3 separate regions of the Mus musculus genome follow, and all the other regions are linked to region 3. Evidence: chromatin loops called from intact Hi-C (ENCODE). Cell type or tissue: heart. All regions are shown on one strand.

Region 1 (8,000 bases), 53 kb after region 3:
TGACAGTGCGAGTTCCTCACTACTGCCCCAATGTTGTGGATTCTTGAAAGAGGGAGGGAGGGAGAGAGAGAGAGAGAGAGAGAGAGAGAGAGAGAGAGAGAGATTTTTAATATGCCCTAAGCAGCTCAATGGGGGGGGGCACTCTTAAACCTCCATGTAGCTAGCACACTCTCCCCTCTGATATTCCTGAAAAATTATTTACTAAAACCTATATTCCATCCTGGCTGCCCAGGCCCTCTGAGCAATGCCCAACTCTTACGTGTTGGCTGTCTCTCTGTCCTGCACTTCCCAGGCTTGCTGTTTCTGTTCCCCCAGTATGGCAATACTGCCTCTTTCTCAGTACCCTTGCCCAAGAATCCTAAAGTCCCACCTCGGTCTCTCTGCCCAACCATTGGCTGCCGCAACTTTATTTGCCAGTCAGGACCAGCTGGGGGCAGGGACCCTCAGCATCTCACATGTGAATTCTCATGCAATTTTGAGAACCCATAATGCAAGCATTAAACCAAACCCACAACAGAAGGCAGCAGAGGAGACTGTCTCACTGGGCATGCTCAACCACATGTAAGACTTCTAGGCCCTGCCTCAACAAGGTCACACCAACTCCAACAAGGCCACATCCCCTAATAGTGCCACTCCCTATGGGCCTATGGGGGCCAATTACACTCCAACTACCACAGGCAACATTTCCTAGACTAGAAATTTAAGCATTGATTTTGAAGATTAATAGATATTGATAGATATTAATAGGGGAAGGAGGAAAGATTTTATAATCACTTAAACTGAGAAATACTGGATAGGAAATGAATACCCAAGGAACTCCTGATGAACTACTGATAGTGGCCAGTGTCTAAGAGAGAGATCGGATGCATAGCACGAGCCTGCTCCTGGACCACAAAGTGTATCTCTGGAGAAACACCTGGTGAGATGCGTGTGCTGAGGGAGGTGCAAGGAACGACTGCAGCCTAGCACTCACAAAGGCCTTGCGGTCTGGTTAAATCAGCAAGCTTCCTCTTCAATGAAGAGACCCTGTCTCAAAAAGACAGTATCGAGGGCCAGAGAGACGGTTCAGCAGTTATGGGCACTTACTCTTTCGAAGGACCTGGGTTTGCTTCCCAGTACCTAGGTTTGGCTCACAACCATCAGTAACTCCAGTTCCTGGGAACCAATGTCCTCTTCTGACCTCCATAGGCACTAAGCCGCCACATGGTGCACATACATATGTGCAGGTAAAAATAAAATACACATAAGATTAACAACTCTTTTTTTGTTTGTTTGTTTTTTGGGTTTTGGGTTTGGTTTGGTTTTTTTATTTTTATTTATTTATTTGGTTTTTTGTTTTGTTTTGTTTTGTTTTGGTGGTTGCTTTGTTTTGTTTTGTTTTGTTGATTTTTCGAGACAGGGTTTCTCTGTGTAGCCCTGGCTGTCCTGGAACTCACTTTGTAGACCAGGTTAGCCTCAAACTCAGAAATCCACCTGCCTCTGCCTCCCGAGTGCTGGGATTAAAGGTGTGGGCCACCACTGCCCAGCAAGATGAACAACTCTTTAAAAATTAATTAAAATTAAAAATTTAAAGGATCAAAAAAAGACCCAAGTACTTCCTGGCCTCGAAGGCTGGGGCAGTGGAAAACACACATGTGCTCACCCGGCCTCAGATCAGGTGGCGGGTAATACACAAGTAGGTGGAGAGCTGGGAAAGACTGAGAAATGGGATGGTGTGTGGACAAAGGCAGAACTGGGGACACGATGGTGGTGACAGGTGAAAGAGGACTGAGGCTGACATACTGTCACTGCCCAGTAGGGTCAGCAAGATGCTGTGCAGCCTGGAGCTTATAAAGAGGCAGACTCAGCCCCTGGCTCATCTTGGGCAACCATGAAGACCCAAGATGAGAAAGTGTTCCCTTTCTGGATTGGGTCTTCTTAAAGGACCACCATGGTTCTTGATGCCACTGGAGGCCATGTTGGTGTCTGTGATCCATTCTGTAGCCCTAGGCCACAGTGACATTTGAGATCCTTGTGCCACTGCCTGATGCCTTGTTGATGCATCCCTGGGTGGGGGTGGGCGGGCATCCTGATGTGAATGGCCTGTGACAATTTATAAAGCTGAGGCCACATTGAGGCCCCTGACCCCTGCAGCCACTGAAGGCCATGAGAGGGTCAGTGGTCCTGATATGGCCAAGGGCTGTATTGATGTCTGTGTCCATGTTACCATGGGAGCCCATGCAGATGTCTGATGCTTGAAGCCATGTTGCAGGAGAGCTGGCCTCAGTGTGAGCTGGCCCTCAGCATAGCTCTCCTGAGTTGATGGCTTCTGGTGCAGACAGAGGCAGAGACAGACTCATCCTCCCTAGGAGGCTGGTCACAAGGAATTGGCCATGCTACAGTGAGTATCTCAACAACACAAAATGGACTGAGTTCCCCCCCCTTCTTTTTTAAGAGGGGGGGTGTCAGGGGATGGTTCGTGGGGGAGGAGGGACATGGGAAGAGTGGGCGGTATGATCAGGGTGCGTGATGTAAGATTATTCCCAAATAGGAGCTGGAGAGATGGCTCAGTGGTTAAGAGCACTGACTGTTCTTCCAGAGGTCCTGAGTTCAGTTCCTGGCAACCACATGGTGACTCACAACTGTACTGAGATCTGATGCCCTCTTCTGGTATGTCTGAAGAGGGAGACAGTGTGTTCACATATATAAAATATTTAAATCTTTTATTAAAAAAACAAATAATAAAAAATAATATTTTACAAAAGAATAAAAAAATAGAAGAAGCCATCCAATGTTGACTTCTGGCCTCCATGTGCACTCACACACACACACAAACACATACATAGGATCTCCCCCACCCCCCACCCCCCAACACACACACAAGTACATGGAAACAAAACAAAACTTTAGGACATTGCTTGAATTCAGCTGTGATTAGTACCAAAAGAAATTTGGAGGCAATTTATTAAGAAACAAAGAGGGAGGATAATGTGTGTGAATGAAAACATATGCGTCAGAGGCCTCTCACTCCTGCCTATGTAATTAGAAAAATTGTCTCATGGGTCCAGTAACAGACATCCACAAGGGTATTTGTCACTAAGGTATTTGGAAGTGTTTGTAGATCTGGATGCAGTAGTGCATCTGAAAGGAAGGGAATGAGGAGAGTATGTGATATGTGTTCTGTTTTCCTTGTGATTATTTTTTCTAAATAAGGCCATGCTGGCCTTGAACTCATAATCCTTCTGCCTCAGCCGCCAGAATGATGGGATTAAAGGTACGCGCCACCATCTGTGCCAACTGTCCACTCTTTGACCACAGCAAGGGTCAATGGTGTAGGTGTACCTCCAACAAACGTGGATTCTTCGAGCTTGGTAGCAAATGGAGGAGAAAGCTAAGACACAGAAGGAGACCTCCAGCACAGTGCCTCCTGCTTCAAGAAAACCACTCACCCCTTTACTAGCAGCCCTTAGGGAACAGAGGCAAAGGCAGAGGCTGGTGGTTCGCTGTGAGTTCAAAGCCAACCTGGTCTATATAGTGAGTTACAGGCCAGATGGGGCTATACAGTAAAACTGTAAGAAGAGAAAAGAAGAGAAGAGAAGAGAGAAAAGAAAGAAAAGAAGAGAAAAGAAAAGAAAAGGAAAGGAAAGGAAAGGAAAGGAAAGGAAAGGAAAGGAAAGGAAAGGAAAGGAAGAAAAGAAAAGAAGAGAAGAAAAAAGGAGAAAAGCATTCAGTAGCCAGTTGTGGAGGAGTATGCCTATAATTCCAGCAGTTTGGAAGTGGAGGCAGAGGGATCAGGAGTTCAAGGTCAGCTTCAGCTACATGTTGAGTTCAAGGCAATCTGAATCTACATGTCTCAGAAATAAAATTAAAACAAAACCCACAAAACAAAACCACCTCTCACAATAGAATGATGAAATCATTCAACAGTTAAGCCTTTGTGATTTAGGTGTCATTGCCACCTTGTGGTAGTAACTGCAAACTAAGCCAGAATTCCTATTAAAATTTTTTTTTTACCTTGTTTGGTTGTTTGGTTGAGGTGTGGGCATGCTCCTGCCACTGTAATGTGTGAAGGTCATAGGACTACTTGTGTGAAGGTCATAGGACAATTTGCCTGAGTCGTATTCTCTTTCCACTCTGTATGTTCCAGGGATCAAACTTGGGCCCTCGGGGTTAGCCACAAGCCCCTTCACTTGCTGAGCCATCTCCCCAGCCCCCTTCCTAGCCCTCTTCCAGTCCTCCCAAGCCCCTCCCCAACCCACTTTTTTTTTTTTCTTTTCTTTTCTTTTTTTTTTTTTTTGAGATGGAGCTCACTGTGTATCCCTGGCTGACTTGAAACTTGCATGTAGACCAGGCTGGCCTCAAACCCACAGAGATCCACATACCTCTGTCTCTTAAAGGCTGGAACTAAGGACTTTTTTAAAAGAGCCACTTTGTCAGACTCCCTTTAAAAACAAACAAGCAATAAAAACCAACAAACAAGATTTACATACAGTAAATAGCCCAGATCAAGTGTACATTTTGAGACTGTATCAGGAGGCCAGGTGTGAATTTCATATTTACAGGTCAGTCACAGGCTAAGGCCTTGGAGGCTTGAATTGGCTCACTTCACCGGCAGAGAAATAACCTATCATATATGATAGATATGTAAGGGTCCGAAAATCGCTGAAGGAAGATCCCAGACTCAGATAGTATGCAAAAACAAAGAACGTTTATTCTGCAAAAACACCAGTATTCGGGGGTGGGGGGGTGGGGGTGGGGTGTCAACATTTTTCAAAATGGTGACCCCAGACAAAGACAGGAAGGTCTTCTTATAGAGAACAGAGAAACTTCTACAGTAGTAGGTTCTCATATGGCTTTTCAAAAGCCCTTAGTGATAGTTTTCCCCCTCCACCCTGACTTCCCATCCTCTATCATACTTAATCCTTCTTGTTTTATTTCCTAGTCTTTATCCCTTTATAACACTATACTCTATTTCTGCAACCGTAAAAGAGCTCCTCGTCCCCAAATGGCCAAAGTACAGAGAATAAGAGACTTTGGAAAGCTCAGCCCTAAATGAGATGTTTATATCACAATCCTCCCCTCAAGTCCCAGGGACCTACAGGGGCGGGGGGGGGGGGGATGCAGCGTGGGGGGGGGGGGGTAAGGACCAGAAGTGGTGGAAGACTCCAAGGAAAACAGCATTTTCCAGACACACAGGGCAGATGCTCTTATGAACCCCCAGACTGTGACAAGATCTGTCTAGTTCATGTCAGATAAAATCCCAGCTTGGGGTCTGGAGAGATGGCCCAGAGGTTAAGAGCACTGACTGCTCTTCCAGAGGTCCTGCGTTCAACTCCCAGGAACCACATGGTGGCTCACAACCATCTGTAATGGGATCTGATGCCCTCTTCTGGTGTGTCTGGAGACAGCTACAGTGTACTTACATATAATAAATAAATAAATCTTTAATTTTTTCTTTTTTAATCCCAACAGGGAAGAGGTGGGTGTGAAGCCCCACAGCCAGCTAAAGAGCTATTGATAAGTATTTGGTGGCTGTTAGGAGAGGGAAAGGCTGACAGGAGGTGATGCTTCTGGTGGGGTGGGTCAGAGTAGATCTGGAGGCGCTCGAAGAGGGGTCTCTCTTCATCAACCAGGTCCACACAATCTGGGAGCTAAGATAGCCACCATGAAGAGACACTGTCGATGTGCAGGAAGCTTGGCTACAGCACTTAAATTGCCCCATTAATGCAGTCTAGCAGCAGTTGAGATTCCCCCTTTTGAAAAGGGAAAGCAGCAGGCAAGGCCGCACAGCAAGTAAAGCCAAGGCAGGCTGCCAGATGCTGTGGGAAAGACAGGTTCCTGCCCTTCCCAGCTCCCAGGGGCGCCCCGGGGGAATCCCGGAAGGAAGAACCCGCAGCTGTCGGAAAAGTTAACGAAGAGGTGTTGGTCAGGGTTCCCGGACCTCTCCGGGCAGGTGGAAAGGACAAGGTGAGCCAAGATCACACCCTGCCCCACACCCACCTTTGCAAGCAGGATCTTTGGCAACTTTCAGGCTAGGCAGGAGGCAATCACCGCGCCCAGAAGGGCTGGCAGCTCTTACACCCATCAACTCTCCCGAATAGTAAATATTTAGCGAATGCCATTAGAACAGAAGAAATCTTTTTTTTCACCTGTCTCTGGCTCAACACCCGGGAGCTGCTGAAAGGGCCGCCGGATATAAGTAGCTTTCTTGAGAAGTGGACCAGGTTGAACATTTTAGCTTTTATGACCTTTGGGTCAAGACTTCTGTTAGCATACTGCGAGACAGCGTAATGGTTAATTATTTCACTCTGCTTCCTTGGCAACAATGTGGCACATGCCATCTTGGTTAATAATAAAAGGCCAGTTCCCTGGCTACATTGATCTGCCGGAGAGATAAGCATGTGCATTGTACAACCCAATCTCGGCCTTCACTTGGGTTTGGGGTTTTTGCTGCTTGCTTGCTTGCTTGCTTGCTTGCTTGCTTGCTTGCTTGCGTTGATATTTCTTGGTTTGGTTTGGGCTTTTTGAGACAGGGTCCCTCTGTGTGTCTTGCCTCTCCTGGAACTCTCTTTGTAGGCCTATCTGTGCCACAGTGGTGTGGATTAAGCCTGTCTACAGCAGGTGAGCATGATTACAGACCCTGAGTGATGGTCCCTTACTGTCCCCTCTCCTGCACAGGCATGAGTATGCGTGTACTCCCCCATATACAGGCAGGTACACCCACACACTCATGCACACAGGTAAATAACAAAGATTTTAAATGAATTATTTATTTATCCATTTATTTATCTAGACAGGTGCTTACTGTGTAGCCCTGGCTGACCTAGAGCTATGTAGACCAGGCTAGCCTTAATGTTACAGAAATTTACCTGCTTCTGCCCCTGCCTCTGGACCACTGGGACTAAAGGTGTAAACCACCATGTCCAGCCTTTTATTTTTTAATTTTATTTTTTATTTATTTTCTTGGGCTGGAGAAATGGCTGGTGGTTAAGAGCACTGACTGCTCTTCCAAAGGTCCTGAGTTCAAATTCCAGCAACCACATGGTGGCTCACAACCACCCGTAATGAGATCTGACGCCCTCTTCTGGTGTGTTTGAAGACAGTTACAGTGTACTTATGTACAATAATAAATAAATATTTAAAAATTATTTTTAGGGCTGGTGAGATGGCTCAGTGGGTTAGAGCACCCGACTGCTCTTCCGAAGGTCCAGAGTTCAAATCCCAGCAACCACATGGTGGCTCACAACCATCCGTAACAAGATCTGACTCCCTCTTCTGGAGTGTCTGAAGACAGCTACAGTGTACTTACATATAATAAATAAATAAATCTTTAAAAAAAAAAAATAAAAATTATTTTTAAAAAGATTAATTTTCTTTATGCATATGAGTGTTTTGCCTACATGTATGTCTATTAACGACATGTGTGCCTGGTGCCCATGGAAACCAGGAAAGGGTGCCAGATCTCCTGAAACTGGAGAGGAAATGGAACTCCCAAAGCTGGAGTTACAGGCAGTTGGAAGTCACTGAACATGGGTCCTGGAAATTAAACTTGGGTTCGGATCCAGAGCAGTATACACTTAACTGCTGAGCCATCCCTCCAACACCTAGTACATCTCTTATTTTGTCTTTTTTTTTTTTTTCTAGAGCTGAGGACCAAACCCAGGGCCTTGCGCTTGCTAGGCAAGCACTCTACCACCGAGCTAAATCCCCAACCCCCTAGTACATCTTTTCAATGGGGTAGATGTTGCTGTGTACCAACTCAAAGCTCTTGGGTACCAGCTCTGGGCCTGGGTGGTAACTGAGTTGGTCAGCCTGCCAGCTCTCCTGTACCACACCACCATGGCCAGCTCTCCAGCACTGCCCTAGCTAGCTCACCCAATGCTAAAGCCAGCAAGGGGCAGAGCCAGATCACCTGTGCACATGCCACCAGCCACCAGGGCCAGGTCTGCTGTGCATACATACAAGCAGAAGGCCACCTACCAACCCATGGTGAGGGTAGGCAGAAGACACTTGGAGGTGAT
Region 2 (8,000 bases), 95 kb after region 3:
TACTACTGTTTTATAGATATGGGTATTTTGCCTGAAAGCATGTTTGTGCATCAGGTGTGTGCCTGGTGCTGGTGGAGATCAGATACCCTGGAGCTGGAGTTACTGACTGGTTTAGAGCCTCCGTGTGGGCACTGGGAACTGGACCCGGGTCCTTTGGATGAGGAGCCAGTGCTCACAACTACAGGAAACATCTCTCTAGCCCCTAAAGCTTTCATTTTAAATTTATTTTAATTATATATGTGTGTATGATGTTATTTCTCCAGCCCTAACATAATTTCTGTATAATAAAAGATTTTGTAGTCATGAAAGCTCCTTCTTTCCCTCAGGATACTTCAACGAATGCTGGCAAACTCAATGTTATAAAAAGAAAAATGTGAAACACTGGGCTGAGGCTAGAGCTTAGTGGTTTGTTCTTGCCTAGCATGTTTGATTGACCTGCAGTACCATTAAAAAAATGAATAAGGAGCTTTATCCAGGGGAACATTTTCTTCTTTGGCCTTTCTACTGTGAAACTTGAGCTTCTTTTCTTTCCTTTCTCCTTCCTTCTCCTTTCCTCCCATGCTTCCCCACTTCCTTTTCTCTGACAGAGCATGACTACTGCACCCAGTTGGCATGGAGCTGGCATGGCAGACTAACTGCACCCAGTTGGCATGGAGCTGGTCTTAGTTTCCAGAGTACTGGGCTTATGGGTGTGTGCTGCCATTCTCAATTTTGAAAGATAAAATTAAAACTCAGACATTAAATGTTTTAAAAAGAAAAAGACATAGGGCTTGACAGTGTATATTACATAGCCAGTTCCAAGACAGCTTGGGCTGTAACAGACCACCACTCTCCCACCCAGGGGAAAAAAGGCAAAGATCTCTCTCTCTGTCAATCTAAATCTTAGCAATTCTGTCTGTCATTATGTTACTTCAAATCCAGATATTTTCAAAGTCTAGTGTAGACTGGTCCCTTAATATTTGTTAAATAAAGAAATGAAAGAAAATGGTTCTGGCTTGAAAACTGAAAGATGGGGGCTGGAAAACTGGCTCCGTGGTTAAGAGCACTTGTTCTTGCAGAGGATCTGGGTGCAGGTTCCAGCACTCACATGGTGACACACAGCCCTCTATTAACTCCAATTCCAGAGGAGTTGACATCTTCTCCTGACCTTCGGGGACACTGCACACACACACGCGGTACACAAACACATAAGCAGGCAACACATCCATCCACACACAGAAAACTCAAAAGTCAGGGAAGACCAGGCAGTTTTAAAATCTGCCCTTGCCGGGAAGGGACTTTAATCCCGGCACTCAGGCGCCTGATGCGCAGGAGGATCCCTGTGAGTTCAAGGCCAGCCTGGTCTATATAGTGAGTTCTAGGACAGCCAGGGCTACACAGAGGGACCTTGTCATGAAGAAAAAAAAACCCTAGTAAATAAAGTAAATCTTTTAGCCATAAGTACTCAAAGATGAATGAAAACCACTTACCCTTAAATATGAGCTTCTGAAAAGGTAGTGGAACTCCTGTGGCCTCTTCAACAAGCTGAGCCAAGTCTTGGACAACTGGCTCACTGTTACCTTGCTGTGGGGTAACAAGAAGGTCATACCTCTCATTGCCTGGAGAAAGAAAAGCATTCAATGAGCATTCATCAACCTAACTCTAAGCTGATGTTTTCTTATGGAGCTGAGATTGAATTCAGCTAGGTAGAAGATGCTGGTCACACGTTCAGAAGCTTATAATGGGAACGGGCATGTTCTGCTGAGAAGGCCTGACTCTGGAGAGGAGAGCTCGGTTGTGCTGGGAATCCAGGGGTTGTCAGGCTGCTCAGGGTAGGGTCACACTTGCATCTATCCATACGCTACCCATTACAAAGCTTGTCTTGAGGATTTGTTTCCTCTAACATAAAAAAAAAAAAACTATTTTAACGATGGCTGATATCTTAAGCAATTATACAGAATAAACGGTACAAGACTTGTTCTATGCACTATCTCAAAACCTCAGGACACCATTAGAAAACAGCTATCAGTCTAATTAAGACTCGCTCGGGGAAACCTTCAACTGCTGACTCAGAATTTGACCTTGCATCCAGCTTTGCATCAAAGCCCACACTTTTCTATCACAAGTTGCCTGCCTCATGTGTGGCATGGCTGTCCTATTGTCTCTATGGCATTGGTCTTGTTTTCCCTGATGTCACCAGCAAGGGACTGTTTTCCTCCAAGTCTTTCATACTGGGTACACCTATGTACACCATAGTTAATGGTTAGTTAGCAAAGACAAACAAACGAAACCAATCCAACAACAGAGAGGTTTTTTCTTTTGTTTTAAAACAGGTACTCAATCTTTTCTAAGTAAGTGGAGTTCAAATCCACCTTTAGATTGCGCTCCCAACCAGTCAAGAGTCAGAAGGAGTCCTAGTTCCTATTTGTGCCTCACAGATCAGACATCAAGAGGCCTTTGGGGGGGTGGGGGTGGGGATTCATCTCAAAGTTTCATAAAACTGCTGGATATAGAGCCATGGTTTAGGTAGCAAAGTTTGTTGTTAGTCTTTCCTAACTGATTCTAAGGAAATGTCATGGCTTCAGCTTTCTCGTGTACTTCCCAAGGTTTTTAGTTCTGTGTTGATGTAACCAGATGTCCAGAAAGTAACTCTTGGACTCACGGCCCATTGAACCTGCGGTTCTATGACATCCAACAAAAACACTACTCAGTAAATAAGGAACAGCGGGATCACGCACCAAGTTCGTACTCTTTACACTGGTGGATGTCCAGAACCACGGAAGTTCTACACACAAGAAGGCCTAATATAAGCCTGACACAAAGACCCACGATTACTAGCGTTACACACTCAACTTTGCTTCCAAATAGAGGATCCAATAAGTGTCCAGGGACCGGCCACAGGGAAAGATGTCCTGACACCAGCCCTAAGCAAAAACATCCCCAAATATATATAGCCAAGAACCCATGTTTCTTTCTCCCAAGACTACATGTGGCCAAACCCACATATCCCAACCCGATCTACGGAACCCTCCTTGGCGCTCACTGTGGGTGACGATCACGCTGAGTCTGGGTGTTTCCATTTCCTCCGTCTGGACCATCTCCTCGGTCTTGGCCATGTTGTCGGTCTGGGTCACCTCTTCTGCCACAGTTACTTCCTCGGTTTGGGTCGCCTCCTCGATCTTGGTCACCTCCTCTACCTGGGTCCCGGTCACGTTCTTGCTACGGGTCACTTTCTTACTTCTAGTCAACTCCCTGCTGCTGCTCCCTACCTTCTCGCTCTGAGAAGAGCGGGGCCGGACTTTCTTCTTCACCCGCGGCTTGCAGGCGCCGGCGGCGGCGCCCCTGGTGGATCGGTCATGCCCGCTGGCTGCACTGCGCACAGAGGAACGCTGAGAGGGAGGCAAGCCCCGCTCGGCCCGGGACTCCGACTGGCGCGGCTCCCGGGCAGGCCGAGGGGCGCGCAGCCTGGGTCCCAGCGGCTCCCGGTCGCCTCGCGGTCGCCGCGCGGCGCTGCGACCCGCCAGGCCGCGTTTGTTCACAGCGCAGCGGTGGCTACCGGGCGCGCAGCCTTGCAACCCCGCCCCACTACTCACCAGTTCCGCCCCATCTACTCGCCACGCCCTCGGAACTGACCCTGCTTCAGGCCCCGCCCTATCCGCCCAGCCGCGTCTAAGCCCCACCCACTCCGCCAAGGCACCGCCCTATCCCTCCTCATAAGCCCCTCCTTCAGAAGTCTTTCCACCTCTCCCAGAGCTCCGCGCTCCTTCTCCGGAAGGAGGAGCTGAAAACACGGAAAAGGGATCGGGAGACTCGGGCGAGCACTCTGCGCCTGCGCATGGGGTGGGGGAAGCCGGAAATTGACACCAGAGCGACTACGCTTCCGTTTCTGGTTTTCCTCCAGTGTTTGGGTTTCCTCGCAGCCGGCCAAGATGAACCGATTCTTCGGAAAAGCGAAACCCAAGGCTCCGCCACCTAGCTTGACGGACTGCATTGGGACGGTGGGCATTTGACTTTGCATACCTCTGACACTCCGACCCGTCCATCCCGAATTCGTACTCCACCCCATTCCTGGTTCGGGCCCATTAAACCTGAGTCTTCTTCATCCCCACCCCTTTCATCCCTGTTTTCCAGGTCATTCCTGACCCCAGAGACCAGACAGTCTAATCTCATCATTCTTTCGCCCTTACTGCACTTAGCTCTTTCCGATGCCCACTGTGCCCCACCCCTTCTTCCTCGCTTTGGTTCCCACATTCCAACCTACGTACCCTATGTCACTACACCCCACTTTGTCTAACCTGGCCTTTTAAAAACCCTTTTTCACTCTTCTCCCCTTACCCATGTCAGGGTTAACATATCTGTACCTTAGTCCTGGGTCTGAGTAGCATAGAATTCTGAATCTTGGCCCTTCCAGATTAAACCTGATCTCGGAAATGGTTTTAGATCTCATCTTAGCCTGTGTTGATTGGTTCATTCCACGCACGTTCATGCAGAGTCCCAAACTGACTATTCTCCTACTTGGGAAATCTCAGCCAGCGGAGAGAATCCCAAATCGTTTTCCTCAAGAGAGGGCTGCTATATCAGAATCTAGGAGGTGGGAGAGAGTTTATGAAAGCCCTCCAATGGTTCGGGCTGGAATTCCCCACCCTTAAGAAAAACCCTATTTTCTGCCCTTTGCTATATTGTTCCTTTTTTCTTTTGCATATCCCTCTCTTTCTGCCCCTTTCCATGTAAACATATTACAATAATTACCACTGCATGTGATGTTTTCTTCCAAGGTGGATAGCAGGGCAGAATCCATTGACAAAAAGATTTCCCGGCTGGATGCTGAACTAGTGAAATATAAGGATCAAATCAAGAAGATGAGAGAGGGTCCTGCTAAGGTAAGGCTGGTGACAACTGTTGTAGGAAGTACTGTGAAGGGACTGACTGGTGAAGGATACAAGAAAAATACACGAAATCTGGTAAAGAGAAGCTACTTGTGAGGACCTGTTCTTCAGGGAACAGAAGCTACAGCCATATACAAGAGGGAGGCTGGGTTTTAATGTGGTAGGTAGAAGATGCTGATGACATGTAATGGGAATTGGCATGCTCTGCTGAGAAGGTCTGACTCTGAAGAGGAGAGCTGGTTGTGCTCAGAATCCGGGTGTTGTCTGGCTACTCAGGTTAGACTAGATATGGCGTGTAAGATCAGTGTTCTGATACTAACACTACTTAATAGGCTATGGGTGTATAGGTATCTTTTTTTTTCATAACTTTATAACTTTTTAACAGTATGAACCAGGATATCACTCAGCTTCAATTTTCTCATCTGTTAAATGAAGATAATATATACTAATGTGTGAGGATTAAATAACAAGTCACCTACATGGCATTATATCTAGAATATCGTAGTAGTTGATGAATTTGCGTGAAGAACCAACAGAGGGATCAAAGGTTGATGTAGAGGTTCCCAGATTCTGAAAGCGGGAGGCTGGTGGGCTGTTGTAAATGGCTTCTAACATGAGGACATGATAGCGGATGAACGTGTTGTATTTAAATGGAAAGCAACTGGATATACACAGTGCGCTCTGTTGGGGCTGGAAGTGGAAGTACAATGCCTAGGGAGAGGAAGAGGAATTGAAGATACAGAGCATGGGTTGCAAAGGGCGCTAAGATGTACCAGCTGGGCATTAGAATTATCTGTGCTCGAAGCTTGAAGAGGAAGAGTAGAGTCAAGGAGCCTCCACATCTGCCATCTTGCAGAAGAAACATGTAGGTGCAGGAGTGTGAGCATAGGGGAGACTTCTTGTGCCATCTGCGTTCCCTTCTTTTAATTAAGTCTGTTTTTCTCCTCAGAACATGGTCAAACAGAAAGCCCTGAGAGTTTTAAAGCAAAAGCGGATGTAAGTCATATGCTTCATCTCCCTCCTAAGAAATCAGAAAGTGAAGAGGCCTTCCATTCCTTCCGGCTTTCATTTCTTCTCAGTAGTCTTGATTTCATTACAAATGTGCAAAAGCTTCCAATGTTCCGAGTTACTACCTAAGCTTCAGCAGCCACGTGGGATCACTTTGGCTGGCAAGGTCGAGATGGTTTGGGTCTCCTGTGGTTGAGTTAGGATGAGTGTTTCGGTTTTGTTTGTAAAGTTAGGAGTGCTAAATATTCATTCTCTCTCACCAGAATAAATGTGAAGGTTCACAATTTATTTTCAATTACTATGTCCCAGTGTTTGTGCGAAACCCCAGTTTATCTGTGGTGCTCACCCATGTGGTCTGCTCAGCCTATGAGATCATCCATGGAGTTGTAGACTCGAGGCATAATCAGCTTGTAGGAAACCAGGAAAAGTGTGATGGCTTTGTTTCAATTTTAAAATGACTTTGTAACAGTCAGATGCTGTCTTCCATTTTTAAAAAATACATTAAAATCACATTGGAAAAAAAAACCTAATAATACCTAGAATGGCCAGCATGTATTACAACTGTTGCCTTCTTGGTGGCAATTGGTTTTAAAGTATTTTGGTTTTCTTGTGGAAGGAATTTGGCTTTGATGGCCTGGACCTGTTATCCTAGCATTTGGGAGGTAGAGGACCCGGAACCTATGAGCATTGACTACATAGAGAAATCAAGACTAGCCTTGGCTACATAAGACCCTGTCTCAAATAAATAAATAAACCAAGCAGGGTGGCACACAACCTGTAGACCTAGCACTTGGTATATGGAGGCAAGAACATCAGGGGTTCAAAGCTACCCTGGGCTAGTAAATTCTAGAGTAACTTGGGCTACATGAATCCCTGCCTCAAAAATAAATAAATAAATGGAATGTAGATTTATTGCAGAAACTTGGAACATATATCAAACAGAGGTAAAGAAAATTTATCTAGATTCTTAGGAAACTGAAATTATGTGTCTTTTATATAAGCTGTCGTCTTGCCCCTTCTTGTTTCTGCTTTTAGAGACAAGGTTCTCTGTGTACTCCACGCTGGCCTCAAGCTCTAGTCCCCTGGCTCAGTCCCCCAGTTGCTAGGATTATAACCTTGTGCCACGATGCCTAACTGAATAGAATCATTTGCCGATTTCCTGGATCATGAATTACCTATTTTTCTTCTGCTAATTAGATGACTTCTGTGGTATATAACGATCGTGGTGACATAAATCTTTGATATTATATAACTCGGTAGAAAACATTATTTTAAAGAGTATTTCAAGTATCAGACATTATATTAAGTCTGATGGATAGCCTAAATTATGAATATAATTTTGAGTCTGAAAAACATTTAGCTATACATATGAAGAATCTTAAAAAATAGTCTTAGCCTTTGCCCCAAGAGTTCCACCTCTGAGAATTCATCTTGGGAAATAACTAGAAAAATATAAATAAGATGAAATGAGATGGAGAGTAAGGCCAGGAGTGGAGACACCCACATTGCCAGCATTTGGAAGCTGAAGCAGGAAAATCACTATAAGTTTGAGGCTGGCCTAGACTACAAATCCTTTCTCAAAAAATAGAAAAAAGAGCAAATACTATGTTGTTAAGTGGGACTAGTTAAAACTTAAATATACCCAAGGGAAAAAGACTTTGGAGGGATTTTTGTAAGAGTGGGTAGTTTTAAAATGATTTGTGGTTGGGTTTGTTTGCTATTTAGCATTAAGGCTGTTTTCTCCTAAGGATTTCTATCTGGTTCACATTTCTGATTTTTACTTGACCCCAAAAAGGTATGAGCAACAGCGAGACAACCTGGCCCAACAGTCCTTTAACATGGAGCAAGCTAATTACACCATCCAGTCACTAAAGGACACCAAGACCACGGTATGCCCCATACTCCTTTTCCCATTTTAACTTGTTGTTCTTGTTTTTGTTTTTCAAGACAGGGTTTCTCTGTGTAGCCCTGGTTATCCTGGAACTCACTCTGTGAGCCAGGCTAGCTTCGAACTCACAGAGATCCTCCTGCCTCTGCCTTCTGAGTGCTGGGATTAAAGGTGTGTGCCATCATCTCCAGCTTCATTTTCATTTTTCATCTCATACACTTTGCTATGGTTTAGTATAC
Region 3 (8,000 bases):
CAAAAGCCAGGGAGTTGGGCTCATGAACAGGGCTCTACTCTAACTGGGCTGTTTGCTTCTAGATAAGAATCCTGGGCCAGCAAGATGGCTCAGCAGGTAAAAGGTGCTTGCCACCAAGCCTGACAGTGTGAGTCCTGTCCCTGAAACCTCTGAGCTCCACATTCACACCATGGCATATGGGTCTACACACCATGGCATATGGGTCTACACACCATGGCATATGGATCTACACACCATGGCATATGGGTCTACACACCATGGCATATGGATCTACACACCATGGCATATGGGTCTACACACCATGGCATATGAGTCTACACACCATGGCATATGGGTCTACACACCATGGCATATGGGTCTACACACCGTGGCATATGGGTCTACACACCGTGGCATGTGGGTCTACACACCGTGGCATGTGGGTCTACACACCGTGGCATGTGGGTCTACACACCGTGGCATGTGGGTCTACACACCGTGGCATATGGGTCTACACACCATGGCATATGGGTCTACACACCATGGCATGTGGGTCTACACACCATGGCATATGGGTCTACACACACACACACACACACACATCTTCCCTTTGAACAAATGAAGGGTATCTCCTTAAAGCACAGTTGGTCAAAAGGGGCCTCTGAGGTTTAAGTTGTCCAGTGTCCACTGCCCCCTTGAAAGATCTGTACCATCTGTCCCAGACCCCCGGCTGAATCAGCCAGTCCTGCTTCCCCAAATCAATCCAGCCTGACGTGCTGTCCCCCTTTCCACTAACACCACACCCAAAATGCCTGTGCCACAGCCAGTCAAATTTTGTCAAGCTGTGCCAAATATGAGCAGATAAAACCTTCTGGAAAAAGATAAACATTCCGGGAAAGAACCACAAGGCCATGCCTCCTCTCAGCCCGGGCAAACATTCAGAGGGCCAGAAAGGCCGGCTCACTGCTACAGCCAGTAGAGTACACAGTGACAGTTACCTGGAGGCCTGTCACAGGGCTAAAGAAAATGCCTGAAGTAACTAGAGTTCTCTGGGCAAATAGAAGACTTATCAGGCACGGCCAGCTAACCCCTGTAGCCCACAGTGGAGTAAGGAAGGATGGGACAGACAGACAGACAGAGGCTCACACTAGCCCTACAGATGAGAGGAGTGCCCACCATCACTAGGACTGCAAACAATACAGTTTGCCCCGGTTACACATATATTGCCTAAGCACAATTCCAACCTCAGTCTATCTAAAGTCCATTCAAATATTCTGACAAACCCAAAAGCAGATCTAACAGCAACCTATCAGCAGCCGGGTCTGGTCCCTTACCACCTCAAAGTCACCAGCTATCAACTGAAAAAGATCCAAGCATCTGGCTTAGACTGCTGGACACCAGAAAGCAGAGGAAAGTTGGGGAAAGGAACTGTGAGTAGTAAAAAGGCCACCGTGCTAACCCCCTAGGGGTGCTTTCTCCCACCAACCTCAAAACCACGGTCAAGGGCTTTGGCTGACACCTGCCCAGTGGAACAGATGGGCTTGACACTACACACACACACACACACACACACACACACACACACACACACAGAGTCCCAAATACACTTAAAAGTTTTCTTAAGATTCCTTCTGACCAAGAACCGCCCCCCAAAAGCTGCACCTAAGCATTCAAATCTAAGGGCTCAAATTAATAAAAACAAAACAAAACCTAACCTCCTACCCTTGTTTCTGCGATTGTGGTCTCAGCAGAAACCTAGACATCAGTCCCATGCAAGTCACATGAAGGTAGCCAGGCCAGAAGAGGCCTAGGCCTCTGGACTCCACAGTCTAAAGTGATCTCTCTCAGTAAGGTCCTTTTGAGCTGTCTATTTCAGGATGAATTGAGCAACCCACATTACCAAACCAAACTGAACAGAACTATAGTTACCACAGTCCCTCATATTTCAGCAGGAAGAACCTATACTCTGAACAACTATAAACCTGGTTTTCTCTTTGAGATAGGATCTGATGTTTGCTCAGTTTTATAATCAAGGCTTTGGGCAGGCCAGACAAGCCTTCCACCATCTGAGCTATGTCCATGGCTCTGGGGTACTTAACTAATTAATTTGTCTTTTTTCTGCATGATGCTCAGGCAACAACCAAAAATAAAAGCAAAAGGCCCAGACATTCTGTGGTCTGAGGACTCGGTCACTTCCTCCTCTTCTATGTTGTTCAGCGAGCCATCTCCGTGGAAGTCTAAGAAATCGCCACTTCACATCCTCAAACTGTATTGTTGATTACTTGCTGAGTGCCTGCCTACTCTATATACAATCTCAATTAGTCCTAAAAATAGCCCTGTGAGGTAAGCACAGACAAGTCCACTTTATACAACAGGAAGAAACACTATAACATGCTTGAAGTCAGACTAATGTTCTACTTCACTTTCCATAGAACTATTCCTGTTTCCCAAATTAACAACCAAGTCCAAAGTAATTCGATTACTCATGTTTGGCCAATTCCAAGAGGTTCCTCCCAAACTTGATGTGAAAACATTGAAGTAATTATTGGAGACATTGAGCAACAGGCTATAGGAAGGCCTGCTCTGCCAAGGCTTTCCCAGAATGAGACAGAGCTATTAGCACGCTGCCTGCCTGTCTGTCTGTGGGGAGATGGGATTCACTCTGCGAAACATTCTCTAAAACCTGGCACTACCTGTGATCTCCAGTCAAAGTTCTACCCTGGCCAGTCGCCTAGTACTGGGAACACAAACTCATATACTTGCCCCCCTGCCTGGTATCAGCTGGGCAAGTATTTCCAGGAAAGTGCAGCCCCATTGACCGGGTTAATTTTAGCCCTCCAGTCAGTCCCCTGAGTACACAGGCCCTCTGCCCCTGGAGAGGGCCCTGCTCAGTTTGGTTAAGAGGAAGCATCAGGAGGAGGAACTTGGGGTGGGAGACAGAAGGCCCCTTGGTTCAGCACCTACAAACAGGAGGAAATCCCACAATTGTAGCAACTTTCTAAGAGTTCATCCTCATTCTTTAAACTCTTAGTTACAATGTTTCATTTACTTCTTCAAAACAACTCCAAAATACGTGTGGTTTATTATCTCCATTTACCAGAAAGAAACCTTAAAGAGAAAGTTAAGTGGCTTGTTCTAAGGCGGAGTGGAGGGTGGTGGGGAGGGGAGGTGGTTTTCTCACTGTCGGTCTTGTCCTCAGAAGGTTGAAGGTTGCCGGTGTTGCTACTATAGGTAGGGAAGGTTGCAGAGCAGCCTTTTCAGTCTACTCTAAACTGACCCCAACTTCAAACTTCCTGAGTCCTGGGCCAGAACAAGGGTGTCTCCAGGGCCTTGTCTGGTGCTGGGGTAAGAGCCTGGGGGTTTCCCAACAGGGCCCCTGCCTCTTGAGACACCAGCCAACCTCTCTTTGGGTCATCCCAAAGAGGATTAAGCCCTTCTTGGGGATTATGCACTCTGATCAAAACCTGGTGGCTGGCAGTCCTGAAAGAGATCTTAGGATAATATCCCTGGAACCCTACTGAGGAAATCCGAGGAGTCCACGTCCTCAGATCCTGGGTCTTACCGAGCAGCGGGGACTCCTCAGGGCAAGCTGGCAGCGACAACAGTCCAGTGGTGGTGGGCACTGGCAACGAAGACAAGTTGCTCTTCAAGCCGGGGCCAGAAGCTGCACCAGGGCTGGAGTCGAGACCCGGGCGAGGCTTCGGGGAGACGCCTAAAGGAGGCGGCGGCCGCGCACCCCGCGGCCGCTGCTCTCCTGGGGGCTGCTTGCTGGCTGCGGCGCCGTTCGTGCCGCCCTGCAGTGTAGAGGAGACTCCGACCAACTGGGGCAGGCGGCTCAGATCGCGGCCAGAGAGGTAATAGACGAGGGTGACGCCGAGGTGCAGCGCGCAGACGGCCACGAGCAGGCGGCAGGCCCGCTGCAGGGTCGCGCCCGGCATCGCGGCGCTGCCGCCCAGGAACTGCTCACGAAACCTCATCTTCCCGCCGCGGCTTTAAGAGGGGGTGGGCTACGGCTGAGAGGACGGCCCGCCCGCAGGCCGCCCGCCAGGCGCTACCCGACCACAGCGATCGAAGGAGGGGCCGGGGGGAGGGGGCTAGGACCTAGCGCAGCACCGGCCGCCTGCGGCGGAAAGCCGACACCCCTGGCCGCGGGACTTTGGAGAGATCAGCGGGAACCACAAGCGCGGATGAGCAGGGGGCGTGGTCTCGACCTAGGGCGGGGCCTCAACCGGGTTTCGGAAGGCTGTTCGCGGAACCTGGGGGGGCGGAGTCTAAGGGGTGGGGCCGCAAAGCGGGTCTTTTTCGAGAGGGGCGGGGCATGAGGGACAAGGCTCGGAGAGGGGACTGAGGGGCGGAACCTTCAGCCGGGTTTTTCTGGCAGCTAAGGGAGGGCGGAGCTTGGGGGGCAGGCACTAAGGGGCGGGCCCTCGGGAGGTTGGGTTGCAGGGCGTCGCGACACTTGGGGACTAAACGTGGCGCTCCGCCAGCCCCACCGCAGCCTTGGGTTGAGCGGGCATCCCATACCCAGCGGCGCTCAGCTTTTCTTCCTAGCGTTCACCGTGGAGCTTAAGTCTCTCTAAACCAGCTTCTTGTTCAACGAGCTGCTCACCACTTCCTGACGTACCCAGTGACTCGGGTATGGGCCTGGGACAGCAGCTAGTGAGGACAAGAGGACAGGCGGTAGCCTTGGGATAGTGAGAAAATGGAGTGGAGAAAGGTCGTCTAGGAAACCGGCTTCGACGTCCCGCGAGGCCAGCGGACGGATTCTCTGGGGCGTTCCAAAGATCCACTTACCCTAGCTGGGTCCGCCTGCCTGTGAGGGGGCTAAAGTGGAGGAGCTGCTTATTGAGTCCTGCTAGGGAAGTGACCATCTTGCTCTACTCTTACTCCCACATAAGTGTTTGCAGGATTGGGAAACCTCAGGAACCTGCCCAACTTGGTTCTAGGTGCAACATGGCCTCTAGTGCATGCCACATGGAGATGACACATGCTTGTTGGGATGAGACTGGCAGAAAACTGCATTAATTCCTAAGCCTGCGTACAGAACAGCCCGTTGTACACAGCGCTGGAACACAGTCCCCATTTAACAGAATACTGGAATCTAGGCGCGGTCGTGAACACCTGTAATCCCAGACTCTGGTTGCGGAGACAGGAAGAGCCAGAGTTTGGAGCCAGCCCAGACTATGTAGTAAACAAAGATTTCAGTGCCTTGGAGTGAATAAGAATGAATGGCCTGTAAAATCTCACAGCTGATAAGCTGTGGAACTCAGGGCTCCTAAAAACTTTGTCACTGCGCGTTCCTTTACCTAACCTTGTTGATCTGAAAGTGGAAGCTGGAAGATTTAAGCACTTGAAGTCTTGACCCCGAGGCCTCAGACCCATTTATCCTTGAATGTGATGAGAACCTTAAGATGGGGAATGCTAATTCTAGCTACTCCTATGTTTGGAGAGTTTGTTGTTAACCAATATATGCCATGTAATAGGGGTTGTTAACTGTCTCCGATTCATCGATGAGAAAGCAGGCTGAGTGACATTTGGTTGCAATCATAGAAAGTATTTAAAAAAAAAAAAACCACTTGGGAGGCAGGTGCATTTCTGAGTTCGAGGCCAGCCTGTTCTACAGAGTGAGTTCCAGGACAGCCAGGGCTACACAGAAAAAAAACCTGTCTCGAAAAACAAAAGCAAAAACAAACCAAAAAAAAAAAAAAAAAAAGAAAGAAAGAAAAGAAAGTATACTGCTCATCAGGTGACTTCCTGACCGACCCTCTCTGGCCCCTCGCCTCCCTTGGTGAGGTCCTGAGGCTGTGGTCCCTGCGGCTCTTTTATGTCTATGTTCCTTAGGTGTGGTTCTATTATCTATAAGCTGATAACACAAAACTTTGTGGATCCAACCCACATCTCTTCCCTAACCCTCCACCTTCCAGTATCATCTCAGCCAAATGAGTCCCGCACACAGTAATCTAACCCCTCCATCCCACTCCCGTCCTCATCCCCCTCAGAAAGAGGCGTTATTGTTCTTCCAGTTCCCCAACACCAAAACCTGTTCTGGAAAAGACCCATTTGGACTACCCCATAACTCCTGAAAAATCTGCACAACCTACTTGTGGTTTGGTTTGGTTTGGTTTGGTTTGGTTTGGTTTGGTCTGAGATTAGGGTCTCTCTGCATAGCCCAGGGTGGTCTTAAACTTGGCATCTTCCTGCCTCAACCTCACAAATCTGACACTATAAGTAGGCCTCCATTATCATGACCAGGAATATCTGTGAGCATCCCTCTGCCTGCCTGCCTCTTTCTTTCTTTCTTTCTTTCTTTCTTTCTTTCTTTCTTTCTTTCTTTCTTCCTTCCTTCCTTCCTTCCTTCCTTCCTTTCTTTCTTTCTTTCTTTCTTTCTTCCTTCCTCTTCCTCTTCCTCCTCCTCCTCCTTCTTCTTTTCTTTCTTTTCAACAGGAGCTCACCCTAATAGCCTAGGTTAGCCTAACTGGCCTTGAACTCTCAACCTTCTACCTCAGCCTCCCAAGGGCATGGATTGTAGGTATGAGTCGCCACACCTAGATCCCAGAAATGGTTATCTCAGTATATGAAAAGAAAAAGGAAACCTTTATTGCTAAGTCATTGTAGAGGACAAAGTCAAGAATTATCTTCTGAGAGTTGGTCAGGGTAAAGAACAAACTCCACCATCCTATGCTAGCAGGGAAATTTTGCTTGGGAGTGAGCTATGCTGAGGCATGAGCTCCACATCTGAAAAATGAGCAGAGGAAAATGGAGACAAAGCTTTCTAGCTACAGATGATGGCCAGGAGACAGGAGAAGAGTGCTAGGGCCACAGATATATCCCACAACCCTTTCGGCCTGAAATAGGGGCGGGGGCGGGGGGGGGGAATAACACCTGCTGATTGTCTGTTGATTGGGATGACAAAGAACCCATCAAGGACTAAGCCTTTTTTATGCCTGCCAGTTTACATTGCTGTCACACCCCAGTAGATGAGGAGAACAGAGGACAGTACCTGGCACACAGCAGGCAGTTATTTCACAGGTCTATAACTCCCAACTCCCAAGCAGCTTGACAGCAGTTCTCCACCTCGGCTGGCAGTTCTGATTCCCGTAGTAATAACCCGGCACTAGCACAGTTGCAAATTTCAAAACACCTTCACACAGTGCTTCTCCAAGCTCTTGTGTGTGCCCTGGAAATCGGTGCTAGTAGAGGCTGGGAGCTCATAGGGCCCAGCTAGGTTGAGTAATGAGACCTTCCATCTCGACCCCCTCCCCAAAGGCCTTTCCATGTAATGACTTAGCCTGGCAACTGTTCAGGTTTTCCTCACAATGTGGAGAACACGTTCCAAAAAGGTCCCCAAACAGAGGAACATTTCCTAAGACACAGCCTTAAACCACTTCTTTTTAACATTTTTATCACGTGTGTGTGTGTGTGTGTGTGTGTGTGTGTGTGTGTGTGTGCAAACATGTCACAAGTGTTTGAAGTTCACAGTACAACTTTCAGAAGTCAGTTCTCCCACTGTGGGATCTGAGGAGGGAATTCAGATCATTGGGTTGGGATGGGAAGGACTTTTACCTGCTGAGCCACTTTGTTGGTCCCCAAAATATCACTTCTTAGAGAATTCTTTTGATTAACATAAATTTCAGAGCTAGGGATGGTCACACGAACTGTAATCCTAGCAGCACTTAAAAGGTGAAGACAGGAGAATTTCGAGTTTGAGGCCAGTCAAGGCTATATATGTGGTAAAACTCTGTCTCAAAATTAAAAAATAAAAATTAAATAACTAATTTAAAGTTAGACATGGTGACTTGCACCTGTAACCTCAGAACTTGGGAGGTGGAAGCAGGGGGGACCATCCTTAAATAAATAGCAAGTTCCAGTCTAGACCTGGGCTATAGAAGACCCTGTCTCAAAATGAACAAGAAAGTTACTGGGCAGTTGAAATTTAGAGAGAAGGGAAGGAAGGAAGGAGGGAAGGAAGGAAGGAAGAAAGAGACATCTTGATGGATGTAGGACGAGCACTAATTTTACAG

Evidence for each region. Hi-C counts contacts between places; a loop is a spot of excess contacts. Peaks named below come from ENCODE experiments on the same cell type or tissue, not always from the same donor. Only the 100,000 strongest peaks of a DNase experiment are listed, where the experiment ranks them.
Region 1: it touches region 3 in a loop (3-fold over the local background); 10 of 42 quality-filtered maps call a loop at or near these places.
Region 2: a loop joins it to region 3, with 2.0 times the contacts of the local background. A loop is called at or near these places in 7 of 42 quality-filtered maps.

The regions. Positions count from the first base shown.
Region 1 is chr4:40,902,557-40,910,556 of GRCm38, forward strand. No RefSeq gene overlaps it. Among named protein-coding and RNA genes, the nearest start is that of Spink4, 13 kb to the right of the region's middle. In heart, CTCF peaks have their summits at 2,650 (motif pointing left), 3,938 (motif pointing left) and 5,415 (motif pointing left); no DNase peak of the experiment used is centred here; H3K4me3 peaks cover 283 bases; H3K27ac peaks cover 546 bases.
Region 2 is chr4:40,944,700-40,952,699 of GRCm38, forward strand. Bag1 (BCL2-associated athanogene 1) reads right to left here and starts at 3,595. Exons shown (of 7, transcript NM_001171739.1): 1 at 3,023-3,595; 2 at 1,470-1,598. The coding sequence starts at 3,095. It overlaps Chmp5 (charged multivesicular body protein 5), which reads left to right and starts at 3,854. Exons shown (of 8, transcript NM_029814.1): 1 at 3,854-3,977; 2 at 4,755-4,859; 3 at 5,815-5,861; 4 at 7,669-7,762. The coding sequence starts at 3,909. In heart, CTCF peaks have their summits at 3,350 and 3,553; a DNase peak (open chromatin) is centred at 3,702; H3K4me3 peaks cover 3,124 bases; H3K27ac peaks cover 2,116 bases.
Region 3 is chr4:40,849,850-40,857,849 of GRCm38, forward strand. B4galt1 (UDP-Gal:betaGlcNAc beta 1,4- galactosyltransferase, polypeptide 1) reads right to left here and starts at 4,135. Exons shown (of 6, transcript NM_022305.5): 1 at 3,542-4,135. The coding sequence starts at 3,956. It overlaps Mir5123 (microRNA 5123), which reads right to left and starts at 289; the gene lies at 207-289. In heart, no CTCF peak of the experiment used is centred here; DNase peaks (open chromatin) are centred at 852, 2,782, 3,632, 4,262 and 1 weaker place; H3K4me3 peaks cover 4,829 bases; H3K27ac peaks cover 4,953 bases.